2 separate regions of the Homo sapiens genome follow, and region 2 is linked to region 1. The links are chromatin loops, found by intact Hi-C in ENCODE. Cell type or tissue: PC-3. All regions are shown on one strand. Each heading gives the region's core, and the rest is flanking DNA. Links, peaks and the distances in the headings are about the cores only.

Region 1 (11,065 bases), core at 1,385-9,384:
AATTAGTGCCCTGGTATAGACAGACCCTGATGGAAATAAGGGAATTTGGGTCTGTCAGAGAAGAGCGCTAGGAAGCTTTGAAGGTGAGGCCTGGATTAGGGACGTGAGGTGAAAACTAAAGGGAAGCCAAGGCTACGGTTTATAAATAAATGCCAGTGTTGGAGCTCTGTAAAGAAAACCAGGAAAGCCCAGAACATGTGGCCTAGACAGAAAGAAGAAGAGCAGGCCCAACATCTGGGTGTCGCTGACATCAGAGGCGCTGTTGATTCACCTCTTCCTTGTAGCAGAATACAGAGAGAAGTGCAGGAGATGTGTACAGCATGGATAGCGGAAGCAGATCACCTGGCAGGAGGCGGTGATGGATGAGGGATTTTAGGTGTCTTGCACTCCTTGTTCATTTTTCTTTGAGGCAGGATGGAAAGTCTAAAACCCCATCTGCTTACAAGTTTACTACAATAACCCGATGGATAAATAATTTGCAAGGCAATACCACGGATGATGAGCTCCAAATGAAATAGAATAGACTATAGACATGAGGCAAAGATGAAAGCTCAGTACCTTCCTGGCAGAACTACATAAGTGATGTCCACTGTGAGCACTGGACTCGGATGTGTTAGGCATGCTCATGATCTTGGGACGGTTACTTTGGCCAGAAAAATGTGTCACTCCCCTGGCTTAGGCAGATACCTAATTAGGTTAGGAGAACTGCCAAAAAGCACCCTATTGAAAGTTAAACTACTTCAAGGCACTGTGAGTAAAATATGCAAAATGTCACTGAGGCAGAAGTGAGCAAACCAGTAGAACAGGTGCAGCATGAAACTAACCTGCCAGGGACATTGTTAGTTCTGTTTCCTCTTGAAATCTCTTTTTTTTTCCCCCCCTGACTGTGTGGAAGCCCTGTCCTCTTTACTGCTGGAGACCCAGAAACAGATGCTCCCGCTGTCTCCTCACCTGAATTGTACTAGACTGAAAATGAAAATGAGGCTCCCAATTCTACCATGTCCATGTCCCAGCCATGCTGTGTTCACCAGGGAATGGCCCAGGATGGAACAAAGATGGATCAAGATTCTAAGTGTAAGCCCGTTCTTTGGAAGTGTAACCATTTGAATGAAACGTTCCTAATGTGTTGTTATTGTAGCAATGGTAACACCACACAGATGTCACCAGGAGTCTCCACAGCCTGGGAGAGACTTAAGCCTGTCCTCATGGTTTCTGCAAATTCTCACAGACTTATGGTTCTAAGCTGCATTGGATTGCTGGATGCAAAGAGCAGTCTCATCACACACCCGCACACTCCACTTTAAACATGTGACATGTTTTATTAGTTTAGCAATTTGCTGTAGATAAGAGGCATAGTGCTGTCAGGTGGGGTGGGATGGGGAATGAGGAGGCTGTGTCCTGCCCATCACAGCCTCTGGCTCTTCCCTCTCCTCTGTGCCTCTTGCTTTTCACTGCCTTTTCTGTTAGAATTCCTTCCTTCCTTCCTTCCTTCCTTCCTTCCTTCCTTCCTTCCTTCCTTCCTTCCTTCCTTCCCTCCTTCCTTCCCTCCCTCCCTCTCTTCCTTTCTTCCTTCTTGCTTTCTTGCTTTCTTCTTTTTATGGAATTTCACTCTTGTTGCCCAGGGTGGAATGCAATGGCACGATCTTGGCTCGCTGCAACCTCTGCCTCCGGGGTTCAAGTGATTCTCCTGCCTAGGCTTCCCAAGTAGCTGGGATTACAGGGGCCTGCCACCATGCCTGGCTAATTTTTTGTATTTTTAGTAGAGATAGGGTTTCACCATGTTTGGCAGGCTGGTCTCGAACTCCTGACCTCAGGTGATCCGCCCGCCTCGGCCTCCCAAAGTGCTGGGATTACAGGCGTGAGCCACCGCACCCGGCCAGAAATTCTTTATTTCTAACCCAGAGATGTCACTCCCTTTCCTGAGCCCTTGGTTCCAGCCATATCCATGCCCTACAAGATGTACATAGCTCAGGGGAGCTTCTGGGGTTGGGGGGTCCTACCAAGGAGTCTCTCTGTAAGAGATGATGTGGTACCAGCTCCTTTTAAACATTTTGAAGTGGACATCATTATTCCTGCTTCACACTTGAGGAGACTGAGGCCTGGCCTCAGTTTGGAGACGGAAGGGACTTGGTTAAAGTCCCACCTCCAGTAAAGAGTAGATCTGGGTCCCAAACCCAGGCCTTCTGACTCCATGTCCATCACTCTTTGTACCATCAAAGGGCAGAAACTCAAAGTGAACATCTGGGGGTTTGTAGAATCCTGGTGATTTCCACTTGGTTTCTTAAGACAATGCCTAGCCCAGGCTGAAAAGCATAATTAGCTCAGCCATAGACTCAGGCTCACCCCATGCCAACCCATGGCATCCAGCTCAGATTTGTACCCCGGAGTGGTCGGTGGGTATTAAACCTCTCTTGGAAGGCCAGGAGAGGACTTAAATGGCTGGGCCTTCACATTTATTTTCCTCTCTTCCCTTGGCTTTTTGTGGGGCTGAGCCTATCATTAATCAGGCTGTGAAGCAAAGGAAATAAAACACTGCCTTGGAAAGAGCTCTTATTTGTTTAAAATTGAAAAAAAAAATAACAACCCAGAAAAGACTGAAACATGTTTCCAACATACTGAATTTGATTATCTGTCTGTGCACAAAGGGACCCAGTCATTTGAAATTAAAGTTTAGAGAGTTGGCAAGTTTGTTTGATGAATCGATTGTGATGGGAGGAGCCCCCACCAACTGCAATGCTGAACTTCCTTCATCTCCTTTCTGTACATTCTGAGCATTTTGTTAATTGCTCTGATTGTTCAGTGCCACTGTGTTACAAGTTCCGGGGAGGGACAGAACTGGAGAAGTCCAATGTGTCTTCATCGTAGGGGCTTGAACAAGGGAGTCCCCAGTCTCTATCCAAGGTAGTGATCATTGGACCCACCAGCAGCTCCAGCACAATTGCTTTTGACTTTATTGTGAATTTGAATCAGAAATACAAGCCTCATCCATCGAGGAGCAAAGACACATGCATTGTTCAGACAGCAGAACAGAATGCAGGCCAGTGGGAAGCAGAGGATGTTATTATTGTTCTCTAGAGCAGCTCAGAGAGGAGAAAGCCTGGCAGTGAGTGCACAGGAAGCAGAAACTGGCAGATATAATCCAGCAATATGAACACTGGGATATGTTGTTCAGCACTTTGAGTTGCAAAATAAAATCCCGGTGGATGGGGCACCCCTCTTCCCCCTAACTCAAGCTCCCCCATTCCTCACGCTGCAGAGTTCATACTGAGTGCTCTTTTGCCCTGCAGCATCCGGAACAGTTGATTATGCCCCTGTCTTGTTTTGGAGCCTGCAGGGACTCCCTGATGCCGAGGGAACAGTTAACTTGGCATTCAAGTTCACTTTACCACCTGCTCCTCGACTTGGCCCCACCTGCCTTTTCCACCTATTGCCTGTGTGTCCCTTCTTGCACCTGCATTTTAGCCAGATGCAACTGCTGTCTTCTCCATAACCACTTTTCCTCCGTGTCCAGTTCATGCCTTTTCTTTGTTTTATGCTTGAAATGCCCTACATTTCATCTTTGCATGCCCCCATTCTTCTCATGATTTTGGAGCCTTGATGAAATGACACCACCTTCTTCTATTTCTCCCCTCTTTGCCCCTCCTCTGGATTTGCATAGTCAGGAGTCTTCCCTCTCACAACATCCATCACCTTCTACTTCATATCACACTGGCTTGGAAAGATTTCTTTTCCACATGCTTTATCTGATACATTCTTTGAAAGCAGGGGTAAGAGATTACTTGTCGTGTCCACTCTGGGTACAGGCAGGATGCCTTGGGCAGAGTAGGCATCCAAAAATGTTTGATGAATGAGAGACTTATTGAAGCAAGGGTTAGCAGTCTTTGGCTCAGGTTGGTACTCAGTGCATTCATCTGTCCATCCTGTCCTTCCTTCTCTCTATTCCCTCTTTTGCTTTTTCCTCTTCTCTACCTTCTCCTTTTCCTCTTTTAATTTCATTTACCCCCAAGCCTTGACATTCTACACAGCTCTGCTGGGCACACCCCATCTCTGCAGGTTGCTGGTTTCTGCTACAGGGGTGTTTGCTATGGTCCTAGACGACTTTTCAAGAACAACAGCAACAAAGAATCTGCACACTCAAGGTGGTTTTGTTTCAAGGAAGTAGGGTCTCTTTTCCACGTGATGCTTGTCTGCTATGGAGACTACTATTTGAAGTGATGTATTCGTGGAGCATTTCTTTCTCTCTGAGAAGTGGCAAGTGTTCTTCCCTGACCAGGGTCTCTGTTCATCTCCAAAGGTGGGTCTCGGTTCATCTTCAAAGGTTAGGCATGGAGGAGGCAAGCTGGCACAGGACCGAGTAGCAGCCAAGCCTCTCTCCTTGCTCAGATCTCACCACAAACCCCAGCTCCCGCTCTGGCCAGGATTACTGGGTCATAGCTGTTTGGCTTAAAGCAGCAGGAGATCAGTGAGGCACTAGGAAAAGAGCACCAGGTGGGCTTGCCTCTGGCTCTGCCACACAGTCGGACGTGGGGGAAAACTGCCAACATCGAGGGAGCTCAGTTTCCTCTTCTGCACATGGGGTGGGAAGAGTTAGATGGTCTCTGGGGTGTTTTCGAGGCCGAATCTCCAGAATTCCCAATTTGAGATTCCAAATGCATCTGGAGACTGCGGTGGCTCAGCCTGAGTGGGGCCAGGAGGTGGCAGCACCTGCTCTGTTTAGAGCCTGATGCAGCCGCAGGGGCTGGGCTGTCACTTCTGTAGGGCTGGGGTGTACATCATGCTCCACTCCCTCTGGACTCTTTTATTACATTTCACTGCAAGTTGTTTGTAGTCTGCTGGGTCATGAGACGGTCGCAGCAAGATTGCCAAACCCTGGGTACAGGGGACACTTATTGTCCCCTCTCTGACTTCACCTGGCATGACACACGCAGGCCAGGGCACAGTCATCCGCAACAAGGCCCCAGTGACAGGCTCATATCCGGGCAGCTTGCTGGAGCTCCTTGACGCAGGCTTCCGTCTCCCCGAGGGCAAATGAGAGCTGCATCCATGAGTAAGCGCATGTGTTCGCCCACTCTGAATGAGCACGCCTGTCTCCCAGGGCCGTGCGCTTCCTCCAACAGCTGCATTTGCTCAGGGCAAAAATGGAAATGCCTAATGCCAGGCATGACTGATCCTAGCCAGATAAAATGATTGAGGGTTGTTCATCAAATTTGGGGAGCTTTTACTAAATGGACATGCACACAGACACTTAAAATGTAATAGAATGCCTGAATTGCGTGGAACCGTACACATGATCTAGTTTAGTGGTTCTCAATCCCACCGGGCATCACCACTGAAGCTTGTTAGAAATGTAGATTCCTAGACTCAGCTCTAGCCCCATCGAGTAAGAATGTCTAGTGCTGGAGGGCAGGCGCGGTGGCTCACGCCTGTTATCGCAGAACTTCGGGAGGCCGAGATGGGCGGATCACGAGGTCAGGAAATCGAGACCATCCTTGCTAACACGGTGAAACCCCGTCTCTACTAAAAATACAAAAAAATTAGCCGGGCGTGGTGGCAGGCGCCTGTAGTCCCAGCTACTCTGGAGGCTGAGGCAGGAGAATGGCGTGAACTCCAGGGGGCGGAGCTTGCAGTGAGCCGAGATGGCGCCACTGCACTCCAGCCTGGGCGACAGAGCGAGACTCCGTCTCAAAAAAGAAAAAAAAAAATGTCTGGTGCTGGAACCTAGGAACCGGTATTTTTAACAAACTCTTCAGGTGTGTCTAATGTAGCTTGTCTGCAGAAAGGCATTTAGGAACCACCATCTAGTCTATCCCTGGCATTCAGGGAGCTTGTTAGCAAACTCTTGCTCTCCTTTGCTTCCTCCTCTCCCTCATGGAATCAGAATCCCTGGTGAGGGGATAGCACTCTGATTCAACAAGCCCTCCAGGAGTAGGGTGACCAACTAGGCTCGGTTTGCCTGGCACTGTCATGGTTTTACCACTGAAACGCCAATATCACAGGACTTCCCTCAGTCCTGGGAGTACTGGAATGGCTGGCTACCTCTTGAGGTGATTTTTATGCACTCTAAAGTTTGAGAAGCACTGGAAACAATTTATTTCACAGTTGAGGAAACTGGAGCCAGGACAAGAAGCAGTTTGCCCATGGACAAGCAGTGAATTAGCAGTACAGACAGGGCAAGTCTTCCAGCCCAGCATCCTTGCTACTCCTGGAAATATTTTGCTCTAAGTAGCTGCCTCACTCTTTCCTACTCTCCACTAGGAGCTAACCCTGGAGGAGCTCATTATGGCGTGGCCATATTCCAGGTGAATAATCTGTATTCTATGGCCTTATTTGAGTGAGGCGTGCGTAATGACAGGTGCAGGTACCATTACACTTTAATGAATTCTTCTGGGGCTTCTCTTGGCCCACGTGGGGAAGGTGATTTACAATTTAATGTATTTCCATTTGGCCATAATCCCCAGGATAACAGCATTACTGAAACGGAAAATCTTTGACAAGGGATTACAACCCAGAGGCTGTGGTACAACCAAGTCGGGGTCCCTAGCTGCTACGCTACCTCCAGGGGCTTCCCAGGGGCCGTGGGATAAGCCCTAGCATGTCTCCCTTTGTCCTGTCACCGATGGCCACCAAGACTTGCCAAGCTATATTGATTATCAGCTCCAGGTTTGACTTATTTATTCCGTGGTGCTTACTGCATTACCAATTAGCTATGAATGGGGTAACAGGCCAGGGGCTCTTGTGATACAGGGGTTCCCAAACTGGAGCATGCATCGGAATTACCTGGAGGGCTTGTTAAAGCACAAGTGCTGGCCCCTCCCCCAGAGCAACCATAGAGTAGCCCATTATGAGCACTTGAGTGATTTTGTCAGGTGCTGCTCATTATTGATGCCACAAGGCTGGCCTTACTGTCTAAGTCAGGGTACTAGGTGGTTTCTAAAGACTCTCCTAGCAACAAAACTTATAAATAAGGTAGGTCTAGCTTTACATGGGATATAATTTCATCATTACTCTTCTCCCTTCTCCTAAATGTTCCTTTGTGTAGGCCAACACCTAAAATCTCACAAATAGAGAACAGTTTTTTTGATGTAAATGTTTACCTTCATCAACATGTAAATATCTAAGGGTAGAGGCGGAAAGAACACTAACATTTATTCAGAATCTTTTTTGATCCATTTATCACAGGGCAGAAATATTAATGCTTTTCGGTCATTTGTACTTAAAGCCTCTTGATCTTGAGATCTGTGGTTCCAGGGTCTCCTGGTTTTCTTCCCACCTCTCTGGCCATCCTTCCTAACCCCCTTCCCTAGCTCCTCCTCTTCTTGACTTCTTTTTTTTTTTTTTGAGACGGAGTCTCGCTCTGTCGCCCAGGCTGGAGTGCAGTGGCCTGATCTCGGCTCACTGCAAGCTCCGCCTCCCAAGTAGCTGGGACTACAGGCACCTGCCACCATGCCTGGCTAATTTTTTTTGTATTTTTAGTAGAGGCAGGGTTTTACCGTGTTAGCCAGGATGGTCTTGATCTCCTGACCTTGTGATCCACTGCCTCAGTCTCCCTTCCTGAGTTCTCAATATTGGTATGCCCAGGTCTCAGTCCTGGGTTCACTTCTTTTCTCTATCCCCTTAGCTTAAAACCCCATCAGTGTTCTGATGGCTCTCAAATTAGACCTCCGGCCTGGACCTCTCCTCTAAGCTCCATCTGCCTGACAGCTTCACGTGGATGTCTGCAGACTCCTCAAATGACGCATGCCTAAAGCCACATCACATGATGTATAAAATCTACCAGCTTATCCATCTCCACTAGTTTCCATCTCCTTAGCCTAGGCCACCATCATCATCTATCTTCTGGACAATACAATGGTGTCCTACTACTTTATTCCACACAGTGGCCAGAAAGATGTTCTTAAAATGAAAAGCAGATGGTCTCTCCCCTCCTGAGAACCTTCCAGAGGTTCACATCTAAACTCCTTGCCATGGCCCACATGCCTGGTGAGATCTATTTCTAATCTATCCCTCCAGCATTATTAAGCCATGTCCCCAGCAGCTCATACACTCCAGCCATGTGCTTTCTTTTGATTTCTAGAACACAAGCTTTATGCCACCTCTGTATGTGTTGTTCCCTCTGCTTGGAAGGTGTGCTGTTTTGCTGTCGTGCCATGGCTGGCTCCTTCTCATCATTCAGTTTCAGCCTAAACATCACTGTCTCAAAACATACTTCTCTGACCAGCCTATGATAAGTAGATATCCCATGCCTTATCACTCTTTTCTATTTATATTTGTCTTTGCAATCTGGAATTATTTTATGCTTCCAGTCTGATTCCTTGTCTCTCATCTTGCTCCTCCATTGGGCTGTGGGCTCTGCAAGACAGGATGTTGGTGGTGAAGGAGCTGACTGCATTGCCTGGTGTGCACAGCAGGCCTTAGAGAATGAGTGAGTGGGTCTGATCCCATCTGGAGGACATAATAACCCTGCTCAGGGGGACCAACCAGGGCTAGGAGGGAGAGGAGCAGAGGAAGAGAAAGAAGGGTTCAGACGTGAGAAGCCATGAGCGAGCTCTCAAGTCACAAAGATCATTATGGTTTGTTATAATAAGTACAAGAATAGCTCTATGCACAGTTTCCCATAGACACACAGAAGAGGCATCCTAACCCAGCCTGTGTGGTCAGAGGAAGTTTCTGGAAGGAAGTGACACCCAAACAGAAACGGACACTTTGAATGCAAATTAGCTAACTGAAAAATAGGAGATGGGGTGCAGTAGCTTATTTGTTTGCTCTACAAACACTGACTGCGATCTGGGCACCATGCTGGTCACATGTCTCCTTTCAAAGCTACCCTGGAAATTGCCAATTGGTGGTAAAGACTAAGCTTGGGAGTGAGCCACAGAAGCAGCATGGTATAATGATGTAAAGCATGAATTCTGAGCAGACAGAATTGAAATTAGTTTTAAATCCACACTTTTACCACTCATTATGTGACCATGAGCAAGTTGCTCCAACTCCCTTCCCCTCCATTTTCTCATCTGCGGGGAGCAATAGTGCTCAGTAGTCTTGTGAGGATACAAGGAAAAATTTTATTAATGCATTTAGCATGAAGCCTGGCAGACAGCAAACACTCAGTAAATAACGTTGTCACTATCATTATCATGGTAGTAGATTATATGATTAGCCTCAACTATTGTCTTCTTCCTTCTGAGTTAAAGGATTATACCTCCTCTCCCATTGCTGTGTGACTCACGGCATCTCTCTGTTGAAGGAGGATACATTCCCAGTCCCAAGATAATATCCTTGGTCGTGTATGACATGTGTTGGTCAATAGAATGTGAGAGGGTGGAATGTGTACCATGTCTGAGTAGAAGTTTTAAGAGGCATCCCATGTTTCCACTGTGAGAATGTCATGCCATAGATTGGGACTGTGCCCTCAGCCTGGGTCCTAAAATGAGAAGGCACAGGGAGCAGAGCTGACCTGTAGCCACTGACATGTGAAATGAGAAGAAAATTAAGTGTTGGTTGTTGTAAGCCACTGAGACTTTGCAGTTGTTACTGCAGCAAAATGTAAGCCACTGAGATTTTGCAGTTGTTTGTTATTGCAGCAATAATATTATCATCTTCTTGTAGGAGAGTGAGGAAAGACTCTTTGGAGAACAGGATCCTTAAGTTGAGCAGTGAAGATGATAGAAATTCTATTTAGACACAGTGGATGTAGATGGGGAATATTCCAGGTGGAGGAAAAAGACCTGCAGAAGTTCTTGGATTCAGGAGATAGTGTTGGTTACTAGAGGAATGGAAAAGAAGTTCAGAATAGCCGAAGAATGTGAAAGGAAGAGTGGTGACAAGTACAGCTGGAGAGATAGCTAAGGGCTAGGTCATGAAGGGCCTTAGAAGCCACGATAAGAAATTTACGTTTTATCCTAAAAACAAATTGAGACCATTTCACGATCTGTTTTTGCCTTTAGAAAGATGAGTCTGGCTGGCCGGGCGCGGTGGCTCACGCCTGTAATCCCAGCACTTTGGGAGGCCGAGGTGGGTGGATCACAAGGTTGAGAGATCGAGACCACCCTGGCCAACATGGTGAAACCCCGTCTCTACTAAAAATACAAAAAAAGCTGGGCATGGTGGCAGGCGCCTGTAATCCCAGCTACTTGGGAGGCTGAGGCAGGAGAATCACTTGAACCTGGGAGGCGGAGGTTGCAGTGAGCCGAGATCGTGCCATTGCACTCCAGCCTGGGCAAAAAGAGTGAAACTCTGTCTCAAAAAAAAAAAAAAAGAAAGAAAGATGAGTCTGGCTGACTGCAAAGATTGAGTGAGAGGGCAAGAAGATGATGAAGAAGGCTGACAGGAGTCCAGGGAAAGGATAGGATGTGAGAGTTGTTTGGAAAGACTTGGAGCCTCCTATGTGAGATTTGAGGGGAGGGAGTCAATGACAGATCTGTCTTGGGAGCTGTGGTGGCCTTGATGGAGGGCACAGCATAGGAGTAGTCGAAGGGAGGCAAGTGAAAACGATGGCTTGGCCATTTGCAGTTGCAGGTGCTTGAGGAATGCTGTGACATTCTAACAACAGCAATGTGCCCAGCTATAAACTACTTGGTCCAACTTCCTTTGCAGCGAAGGGCAGCCATTTCACACTCTTTTGATCAAGGAGAAACAAGTTGAAGTCTGCTGGGGACTTCAGGGAAAGTTTTGTTTTTATATTACAGGGTGAGTATCCCTTATCCTGAAATGCTTGGTACCAGAAGTGTTTGGATTTTGGAATATTTGCATATACGTAATATATCCCACATCTTGGGGATGGGACCCAAGCCTAAACCTGAAATTCATTGATGTTTCATATATGTCTTCTACACATAGCCCAAAGGTAATTTTGTACAATATCTTAAATTATTTGTGCCTGAAACAAAGTTTGTGTACATGGAACCATCAGAAAGCAAAGGTGTCACTCTCTCAGCCAATCATGGGGATAATCTATGGTTGTTTGGCCTCACCATTATTCCTGACTCTGAATTTACATGCTGTTGATTAGCAATCACTTTCTTATATTTATTCACACATAAGTACTTAACAGTAAGAAATGTGACAT
Region 2 (11,065 bases), core at 1,539-9,538, 730 kb after region 1:
CACTGGAAGGTAATGCAGACAGTTCTTCAGTCACTTAAAAATGCAAAACACAGGCTTTTTAGTAATCAGCATGCTCATCCAGTCACAATTTCAATCTTGCTTTAAAGTCATCACTTCTTGCCCTCTCCTGCCGCCTCCAAACTTGGTCCTATTGCAGATGGAAAGCCTGAAATGAGAGAAAGGGTGTGGTCAGTGGCCTCTCTAGTTCTCCACCCAACCTCTCCTCCTCTTCTGTCATCTTGTTGACTTCTGACTTGTTGGGGTTGTAAGCATAGACACAGAAAGGATTTCAGGGGAGCAAGAAAGTTCTTATTGGAGACTGTTGGGTAATCTTGCATTGGTGTTCTCTGGATGTAACAAATGTCCAAGGCTTACTGTTTCTCACACAGGGGCTTTTGGGGTTCCTTTGTAGATCCACCTTTCTCCTCATCCCCTCCACCATGGCTTAGAATTTTTCGCCTTGACTTAGGGCACATGCATTTTTTTTTTTTTTTTTTTTGAGACAGAGTCTTGCTCTGTCACCCAGGCTAGAGTGCAATGGCACAATCTCGGCTCACTGCAACCTCTGCCTCCCAGGTTCAAGGGATTCTCCTGCCTCAGCCTCAGCCTCCTGAGTAGCTGGGACTACAGGTACCTGCCACCACACCTGGCTAATTTTTGTATTTTTAGTAGAGTCGGGGTTTCACCATGTTTGCCAGGCTGGTCTCAAACTTCTGACCTCAAGTGATCCACCTGACTCGGCCTCCCAGAGTGGTGGGATTACAGGTGTGAGCCACCGTGCCCGGCCAGGTATGTGCATCTCTATTATAGGTGGTCACTTCCACCTTCCTCCACTCTTGGGCATCTCAAGATACCGGCAGCTTCTTCCTACTATTGTCTATTTACCTCCCTCTTAGGCAAGATCTACAGTGACCCTGCATGGGCTCCCCTATACATGGTTCTCCTCCCACCCATATGCAACACTCATGCATTTCTGCCCCAGCAAACTCTGGGAGTGTAGGCCACCCGATGCTGCCACCTTGCCTTGTTCTGCCATCAGAGCAGCTAGCCAGCCCCTAGTTCAAACTTTAGACCTTCCAGGTAGGAGACAGACACTAATCCACCGTGTTTCCAAAACTGCAGGGGTAAGTATCAAGTCCTTGATATGGTATCATAAAACCATTCTCTCTTGACTTGAGATGAAGATGGAACACCCTTCCCACCTTCTTCTTAGCAGGAGAGTGAAATGGAACTCGTGGTATGCCAAAAGCACCTTCCAAAAACTCTCTCCTAATAGTCAACCTCCAGCATTTTGTAATATGCAAAGTATGAGTGAAGGGTTAAGAATTATGTCATTCATTTTTATCCACCTCTCTTGAAAGTTCTGCAACCTTGTGCTCTTACACTTCCCTTTGAAATGCAGCACCCACTGCCTCCATGCTTCAGCCAAAATGCCTTTTTAATATTTTGTTACATCAATTATTATTTCAGTTAACAGTCCCTATAACCCTATAAGAGATAAAACTATTCTCATCTTAGAGAATAGGAAACTGAGCTTCAAAATGATTAAATAACTAGGCCAAAGTGGTAAAAACAGGTTTTGAATTCAGAACTCTCTGATTCTAGAGGTCTTAGACCATTCTGAAATGGAGAATTCATGTGACCCAGCATAAGTGCTTAACAAATATTTGTTGAATGATGAAAAAGTTGATTTCCTCAGATAATAGAGGAATGTAAATGCCATAATTTTTGACAGGGCATGAGAAACCATCGACAGTTGTTGAGCCCAAGTCACAGATGAGCATGATCAACAGGAGAATGTGATAGAAATATACAAGAGAATTCGGAAGAGAGAAAGAGTGGAGAGGGAGAGGCACTTTAGGAGACTCTGAAGAGTTCAAAGAGTTATAAAGGACATGGGTACTCTATTTTGCTAGAGTAATGAGGAGATTATCTAGAAACCAGGTTGAAAGAACTTAAAGAGAGAATGAGCAACAAGTAACTAGCGGCAGCAGTTACATCCCAGCTGTTCAAGATGTGAGCATCTGAATGGGGCAAAGAAATGGTTACAAGCCAGAGGAGCCCAGAGGATGAAATAAAGGATATTTCTCCAGAATGGGTGAACCTTGATCTTATTTGTAGACAAAGGAGCCAAAAGATTGACTCTGAGATGCTGGGGAAAGGAGGGAAAGGAGGGCAGTAACTAAAAGAGCAAGGACTGGGGGAGAGAAAATGAGCTGGGCTAACGTGGAAGACAGTGAAGGATGCAGCTTCCTCTAAGAGAGAAAAGGAAAAGAAAGGAGGATAAATAAACACTGGGCCCACAAAAAAGAGAGAAGGGGACTGAAGGAGATTGTTCCTGACATAGTAGATCTTCTCAGTAAAGTAGAAATCAAATCAGTGGATTAGGAGGTGGGAACCAGGGGGTGAGAGTGTCAGTATGCGAGGGAGAGTTTGAAACACCCATTGTACTATGTGTGTCTGGAAATCAACTGTGGAAATCAAGAGAGAATGAACAAGTACCACCTCACATCCAGGGCATTGAGACTCAACAGTCTGAATTCATGGAAGTTCAAATTAGCAGTATTCTTCAGCCAAGGAGCAAAAGGAGAAAGCATCGTGATCCCAAGCTAGGCACTGCATGGCATGGGCTGAGAGCTGAAAGGGTTTACAGTTAGCAGGGGTAGAGTTGAAATTTCCAATCATGGCTTGTACAAGAAAGCTAAGTGAGGCCAGAAAAAAAAATTAACAGATTCATTCATTTATCCTAGGAGGTCTCAGTAGAGATGCATATTTGCTACCCAGGATATGGAGAAATGGGAAAGGTGTAAGTGAAGTGTCTGTGGTTATAGACCAGGCTTACAAGGTCCAGGGACTCAGAAGTAAATCAGTCCCTGGGGGCCCCAATGCCCTGGTGTGACCTTATTAGTGAAGGGTTTGTATGCAAGAAAGTGGGAAGTTTGGGGCTGCCGTGAGTCATGGTTCTTAACCTCTTCAATCAAATTGTGAGGCAACCATGTATCAAGGACTGGAAGACAAAGGAGTGGTAATTTACAAAGAAGCAGGTATTCAGAGAGAATCAGTAAAAAGGGGGTACCTTTACTCTGACGAAACTGCCAGTTTACCATAAGACATATTTTACCTTTCTTTCTACAATAACCACCATTTTTTCTTACAGGATTATTTTAGGCAATGATATGATATAGTTGTCCTAGGTTTTTAAACACAAAGACCAGAAACCTTGTTTATAGTATGTCCTACCTCTGAATATGATCGTACTTAAACTTTCTTACAAAGGTTATTAGTTACAATTTTCTTTCAAATGTTTAGGAACAATGCCACAGAAACTTTTAATAAAGACACAATGAAAAACACAGTTGTAACTTCCTTTTGGCGAAGTGGGCATCCTCTTCGAAAGATGCCCATATTAAAAGATCTTGATATGTAGATTTTTGTCTGGCCTTTGCCTGCCAGTGGCCACAGGTGTCAAGTCATTGGGTCTTTAGTTAGCTGACATGTGACATGACACCATTCAAATGAGATTATTAGAGTCTTTGGGGAAGAGAGAAAAATCTATGATACCTAAATCACTAAAAGAAACTGAGTCACAAAATCATTTGTCCAAGGTCACAAAGTAAATTGGGGCCACAGGCAAGAATCTTTGGCTACTCTTTAGGAAGTTCATTTACTACCCCATTGATCTTGATATCACCTTACAGGCAGAATCTTGTGAAAGGTAGGATGATAACATCAACCTGAACAAAGTTCCAAAACTGCCCATCAGTTGTCCCTGCCCAAGAAAAAAAATTAACAGATTCGTTCAGTTATCCTAGGAAATGGGATACTTGAACTTCACTGAAAGCCTCTTGGTGAGACAGGTGGTGGGCATCCAGCTCTTCTCACCAGGCTGAACTCAGCTGAGTCTCTTATAAGGTCCTTGAAACTTCAGTGGAGAATTCCAGAAAGGGGACCTTTCAGCAATCATACCTTGTCCTCTGACTCTTCTCGCCCTCACAGCTCCGAATGTCCTGGCTCATTCGTGGAGTCTTGAGGGGAAACGTGTCCTTGGTGCTAGTGGAGAACAAAACCGGGAAGGAGCAAGGCAGGATGGTCTGGCATGTCGCCGCCTATGAAGGCTTGAGCCTGTGGCAGTGGATGGTGTTGCCTCTCCTCGATGTGTCTGACAGGTAGGCTCTATGCATCTCCCCCAATACCCTTCTCCTCTATCAGCTAAAATGAAAAAGAAATCATGCCTTCCCTTTCCCCGTGCCTTTTACCCAAGACACACATGCAGATGTGCCCACACACCGATATGTGCGCGTGCACGCACGTGCACACACACACACACACACTCTGCAGGTTACACACTTTCTGCAGTTTACAAGCTTCTCCAAGGGATGAAGAGGCTACTGAACACTTGTCTCGGGACCACTGGTATGGCCTGGTTGGCTACCCCCAGTGTCTGGAGGAAAAATAAAATTGAACAACTCACATTTCCCCCAAATAACAGTTTGGTTTTACATGTATATAGCATGTTCTCTTATATGATAGACTTTGCCTTACTTTCCCCACTTTTATTTTATCCTTATTAACAAGAAAACCTGCAAGGTAGGTAGGACAGGCCTTATCATCATTTACCACTCCTGTCCTGTTATAAGGGGAGAAACAGAATCAAAACGGTGAAGTGCCAGCAAGTTGGAATCGGAATTGGGACTGGTGCCCAGGCCCGACTCCGAGTCCAGTGTTCTCTGTTGAGTCAGGTCCTGAGGCAGGTTGATAAAGAGGATGGCAAATTCTTCAGTAAACAGAGGAATGCTTCTACTTGTGGTCTTAGTTCCTATTTGGGCTCTATCACTAATGGCCTCTGTGACTTTGAGCAACATCCTTGACTTCTTTGGGCCTCAGTTTCCTCACCTTTAAGCTGAGAGGTTTGAACTAGAAAATCATTAACTCCACGTGGCTCTGCAATGGAGCAGGAACCATGGAGTGTTCACTGCCACTTGTCTCCCAGGATGGCACTATTCTGCCACCTGCAGTCAGCCTGGAGCAAGCCGTACTTGAATAAAGATGGCCCTGCATGGCAGCACTCATGTGACCCTGCCGTATCATCCTGAACCCTCATGGTGGGTGCTGATCTGTTCCAGACAAAAGAGGGGCGAGGGGCCATTTCTATAAAGGGGACAGATAAATGGATCTGGATGGGGGACAGCCATCTTTTATGGGCTAAAAGTCAACCCTTACAACCCACAGCAGCCTCTGCCTGAGACTCCTAAAACACAATCAAATTACCATCCTGGTGGATCCACCTTCAAAAAATGAGGACAGAGGGCTCAAGGCAAGGTGGAGGGTGATGCTAGTTGGCATGCAGCTTTATAAGTGTAAAGCTGGTTTCACATTTTTCGCCCAAACCCCACAGTCTGCTATGTCCAAGAGCTCATAACTGCATCAGTGCTGTCAAAGGACAAAGGCATTGTCCTCACTCTGAGCACTAGCTACCCACTCCTTCAGATGTGTGTGGGTTAACGATCAAAGCCCAAGGACATTCCAAGGATCAGTGACCCCAGGACAAATGGATTTAAGTGGAGAAAGGAGGAAGTGTGAGCTCTGCCCACTATAGTTTAGTCTTTTGTCTTTGGGGATTGTGGAGCTGCATGCAGTTGGTGGAGAACAGGAGGGTGGTGAAAGAATCCTCCCTCCTGGGAGAGGTGAAATTAATTCAGATGAATCAAAGTGTTTTTTTTCTCCTCAATCCAGCAAGTCTTCTCTCTTTCATAGCTACTCCAGGGGATTTAAAGTAAGATGTTGACTCGGTTCACTCTCATCCTCTAGAGTTTCATTTGAAGGAGACTTCGTTCTCAGCCTCCTTCTTCCCTGTTAAAGGCTGTTTACCAGACTAACATTTCCAGTATTGATACTGAGACCAAACTGTCCAGTGGGGATTCCGACAAAAGACAGCTTGGTTTGATGATGCCTTGTGACCTAATAAGTGTACAATTACAGAAAACAAGAGTGCTTCCATTCGCTGGGAGCCTGCATACCACTGACATGCTCTGAGGTTGGAAGCTGCCCTCCCAGAGGTACAGATGATATGGGAAGCATCAAGATCCAGAGGCAAATGGTACTGAAGGAAAATGAAGTGCAGCAGTTTTCATTCGCTAAAATCAAACTAGACTGTAGATGTGACTGGCCCCAAAGAAACCAAAGAAGCACTCTAGATGAAAGGGCAGAGGCTTTGGAATCAAATAGTGCCAAGTTTGAAAACTGCCATGGTCACTTACTAGTTGTGTGACCTCAGCCAATTACTTAAGCTCTCTGAGCCTCAGTGTCCTCATCAGTAAAATGAGAATAATAACAGTATAATTTCACAAGATTGTTATGAGACTAAATGAAATGACTATTGAAAGAGTCTACACAGAGTATTAATAGATTTTATTTTCTGCATCTTTCAGTTATTTGGCCTCAGTAATAATTTATTAAACAAATAGCACAAATCACAACCACTGATCTTCCAAGTCAAGCCATGTTCTATAAAACAGACAACACAGTCTCCTCTTAGGTTTGGAGAAGTAAAGTGCTTGTTTAACTGCCTGATCCACACTAAATGCTCAACTACTAATAACTATAGTATAATAATGACAATATCTCCCCACCTAATGGCTCAGAAGGGTCTGGGATGGCCAATTTAGCAATATAACCAGTCATCCAACCCTTAGATAAAGGCGGGCTTCTTATGAATTTGTTTTCACAATGCTCTGTTGACTCCTTATGAGAAGTCACTGATGGAGGAGCAAAAAGCATTCTCTTCCCTCTTCCTTCAGGGAGAGTCAGCTATAGCTGCCCAGATTGCTAGAAGATGAAAATGGGAGAAAGGAGAAGGTAGAGGAAGACATAAGCAAGGAAAATAGAAAAATAGGATGGATAAAAGACAAAGAAAAACCAACTCTCTTCCTCCCACCTCTGAGGTAGGCGGTAACACCTGGCGCCACCTGCCCCACATCCCATGAAGCTTCCTTAGGCAGCTCCTGGCTTCAGCTATTCAGCACCTACTTTGTGGACAGCTCCCCAACCCTGAACCTTGAAAGCGGCAGAAATTTTATTCCCTATGCTGTCCCAAATCACCTCTGCTCCCAGGTTCCTCAACCTTCACACATTACAAAATTTTTAAAGTAACTTTATTAGGGCTTAGAGGTTAGCACTTAAGAGACTCCAGGCTCTAGTCAACGGTATTGGAAATCTGACCATTTTCCTATTTTGGAAATCCTTCTGTGGCTTCCTGTGGCTTTGGGGATGCCTTTAAAACTCCCTAATAAGACCTTTTTTAAGCCCATGTGTGATCTGTCCAGCGCTAGTTTCACCAGCTGCTTCTTAAACCATTCTTTCTCTCTCAATCTCCCCTTCCTTCCACTCAGTTGTACCATGCTACATTCTTACTTCTAGGCTTTTGCAGTTGCCATGTTAAAGGCATGTTAAAGTTAAAGGAAGAACTTAATGTTCTGCCTTTACTTTCCATCTCTCTAAATACTACTCTTCCTTCACTTAAAAAAAATTATCCCCAGACACCTATACTCTATATGTACCCACAATATATTCTCATGGCTCTTGAAACATCCCTATAATAATTTATCACTCTTTATTATCTTTTTTATATCTGAATATACAAACTAACAAGGTAGGGATTGTGTGTGTCTTATAAATCACTGCTTCCTGAATCTTTAGTACCATACTTAACATGTAGTATGCCCAATAAATATGCATTGACAGAATGATGTATTGAGGGAAATTGCATATACTTTCAAATTCCAGTTGAATAAACTGAGAATTTCACTTGATGGAATCTATCTAACATTCCTCCTCTCTTCAACCTGTGTCCGACAAAACAGATATGATTGCTTTATAATAAATACTACTGCAAAGTGTTCTGTATATCAGAGCAACACCTGTGTCCCATCAGATGAACCAAAACAGCATTTGTTACTCTGTGACAAGGAATTATCTTTAGGGACTTGCCTGGTACCTGTGCTTTCTTTGTCTCTGGTCACATTCCTGTTGGAATCACTTCATAAGAAAGACTTTGATCCTAATTGGGTGCCCTGGTCCTTGTGATAGAGAGAACTAGAGTTGTGCACTTGAGAGAAAAGGGCTCTAGTCAGATTGCCCCCACCACACAGTAGTCCTCGGGAAGGCTCGGTGAATAAGTCATAGGTACATAAAGCCTGGTGACAGGGAGGCATTGATCCATGGAATGATATTTCTTCTGTCCACTTACAAACATGTAAAGCGATAGAAGGAATGTAATAGTCTGTCATCATTACAGAATTATGTTAACTGTACAACCATAGTATAATGAGTAACAGGAAAAATCTCTAAGAGCAATGCCTAAGATGTTTTGAGCAGTGGCAATGTCCTCTGAATACAGATAAATGCTCTCAAGGTAATTTTGAAGGACAACACCAATTCAAATATCAGCTTGATGTGTGCTTAAAAATTATCTCATTACTTTACATCCACCTCACATAGCTACTTTTCCTCATCCTCTCCCCACTTTATCAGCCCCACCTCCCTCATTCAATTGCTGCTCTTTCTGCTGGAATTAATTCTACCTTTTCTCAAAATAGAAGAAAGGCAAGTTCTCTCTCCTGATTCTAATTGTCAGTCTCTTGCAGAGATATACCCCTAGTTTTTCCTCTCTCTATATATCTTACTAAATTAAACACAATGTTCCCACACTATCCTAAGCTTTGACACGCTTACAGAGCAGAAGCCATGCTAAGTTCAACTCGTTATGAGATGGATTTGGAAACACCATGGATCAAATCATGTCCCACAAATCACTGCAATTGTACAGTCAAATATAAAGTACACAACTTATCACACCTGTGCAGGCTCCATTCCTCAGCACTATCATTATAAAGGCTTTTAGCCGTACACTACATACATAGTCTAACAAGAAAAATTGTTCCTTCTGGAGATATTTAGATTTCCTGTTCCCTTTGCAATCCTTTGTCCTAAACGACAAGTGGTGTGTTTCACCAATGCATCTTTCAAATGAGATGGGTTAAACTGAGAGTTATGTCTTCATGCATTTAGACCAGAAACTCCATAGAGCCAAGATTTTTTTTCTATTCAATTTTTATCACCGACAGAATTCTCATTTTATGTGGGATGCTGTCAATAACAACACTCTCCCTTTGTGTAGCATCTTTCTGTGATGAGAAAGGCATTGAAGAGCGTCTTTTATTACTTGTTCTTATCTGTGTAGAGAAATAGTAGATTTCAGTGAGTGGAAATCCAGAGATTTCCGGTAAGCCTCAGTTTGCAGGTCTAGACACACCCCTAAAAAAATTCTGCTTAATTCACATTTCTGTTAATTGAATCACAGCATCCTGATAAAGCCATTTAAGAGTTATAAATGATGATTAGAGCTAGCGTTTGTTGAGTGCTTACTGCCTGCCAGTCATGTAACAAGTACTTAACATGCATTATCTAATTTCATCCTTAAAACAACCCCTTGGGGTAGATATTATAATTAATCCCCTTTTTAATATGAGAAATCTGAGGGCTATGGAGGTTAAATAATTTTCCCTTAAACTTTAGGCTGGTCTGCCTCCTATGTACTGCCTGAGGAAGTGATGCATGGGGCTTGGCATGTAGCAGAAACTTGAAAAACAGTAGCCATTGTTGTTGTTTTTTAATTTTTTAATTTAATTTTTAGAGACAAGGCCTCACTCTGTCACCCAGGCTGGAGTGCAGTGGCATGATCACAGCTCACTGCAGTGTCAAACTCCTGAGCTCAAGCAATCCTCCTGCCACAGCCTCCCTAGTAGCTAGAACTACAGGCGTGCACCACCATGCCCAGCTAATTAAAAAAAAAAATTGTACAGACAGGGTCTTGCTATGTTGCCTAGGCTGATCTTGAACTCCTGGCCTCAAGTGATCCTCTTGCCTGGGCCTCCCAAACTGCTGGGATAACAGGCAGGAGCCATCGCACCTGGTCAATAGCCATTGTTACTAACAAAATATTTAGGTTCTTGGTTATTTTTAGGCCACATCTCTTATCCATTTCACATTAGTTTACTGCTTTCCCTTTGCTTCAACCAGCTCCTGAAATTCATCCTAGCAATTCCCACCACCACCTCCTGCTGCAGACCATTCCCCGCACGGCCCCTGCCTGCCTGCCTCTCCTCTCAGGCTCACAGCTGGAGTCTCCCCTTATCCTTCCAGGCCATTGTGTCCCCTCTCCAGGTGCCTCCCACTCCGGCATGCCTTTGACTATCCCCACACCATGTGTTTCCTCCCCAGCACTGGAGCACAGTCTCTGATAGGCATTTTTAATTTGCATATCTATTCATGTACCAAGTCTAACCAAGGCATAAAAATAACCTTTAGTTATACTGTACATTTAACAAATCGCCCTTTCATTGAGAATAAAGTTCACTGCTGTAAGGATCAACAGGAGACCCCAGCCACAAGGTTGGTACACTGTGCTAAATAGAGCCCTGCTTCATCTTTAGGAGCACATGGCCCAGGGGTGCCCCCCACATCTGCTCTTGTCCTCCTGCCTGTCTGCCCCTCCTAGGAGCATTTTCATCTGTAACTGCTCCGCCTCTAACTCCACCTCAGGAAAAAGGGATGCCTATGAGGAGGAGCAGACATCACTCGCCTACTGACCCTCTGCTGGACAAGCTGGCTGACAGTCCCAGCAGCTCCTGCGCCTCCTCACTCTGCCCACATCTCCCCATCCACGGCAGCCCTGTGCCCCCTTCCAGGGTGCTTGGCTCCTTCACAACACAAGGTTCTCACTCAGGCTCGCATCTGAGCAGCTAGGGTAGATGTCATTCCCTAATTTCAGCTGAAAAGACAGAGGCCCAGAGGGGTTTAAGAACTTGCCATTAAACATAGAGGCCCCTCTGTGGAGGTCCTTCCTCCCCTCCTTTCACTTCACGAGACAGCATCCTGTGAAGGTTTCCAAGCATGAAATGTACAAACCTCCAAAATCCCCTGAGGCATTATGTCCACCAACATTTACTGCAGTGTTGGGTGCCAGGTGATGGGCACACCCAGACAAGCAATACAGCCCCAGCTCTCA

What was found. Peaks named below come from ENCODE experiments on the same cell type or tissue, not always from the same donor. Only the 100,000 strongest peaks of a DNase experiment are listed, where the experiment ranks them.
Region 2: it touches region 1 in a loop (31-fold over the local background); 7 of 110 quality-filtered maps call a loop at or near these places.

The regions. Positions count from the first base shown.
Region 1 is chr2:30,020,256-30,031,320 of GRCh38, reverse strand. No RefSeq gene overlaps it. Among named protein-coding and RNA genes, the nearest start is that of ALK, 100 kb to the right of the region's middle. RefSeq lists an enhancer at 4,839-5,339. In PC-3, for the core only: CTCF peaks have their summits at 4,485 and 4,688 (motif pointing right); a DNase peak (open chromatin) is centred at 4,970; H3K4me3 peaks cover 752 bases; H3K27ac peaks cover 1,729 bases.
Region 2 is chr2:29,289,989-29,301,053 of GRCh38, reverse strand. It overlaps ALK (ALK receptor tyrosine kinase), which reads left to right. Exons shown (of 29, transcript NM_004304.5): 9 at 3,997-4,166. Among named protein-coding and RNA genes, the nearest start is that of CLIP4, 180 kb to the right of the region's middle. In PC-3, for the core only: a CTCF peak has its summit at 4,996 (motif pointing left); no DNase peak of the experiment used is centred there; H3K27me3 peaks cover 992 bases.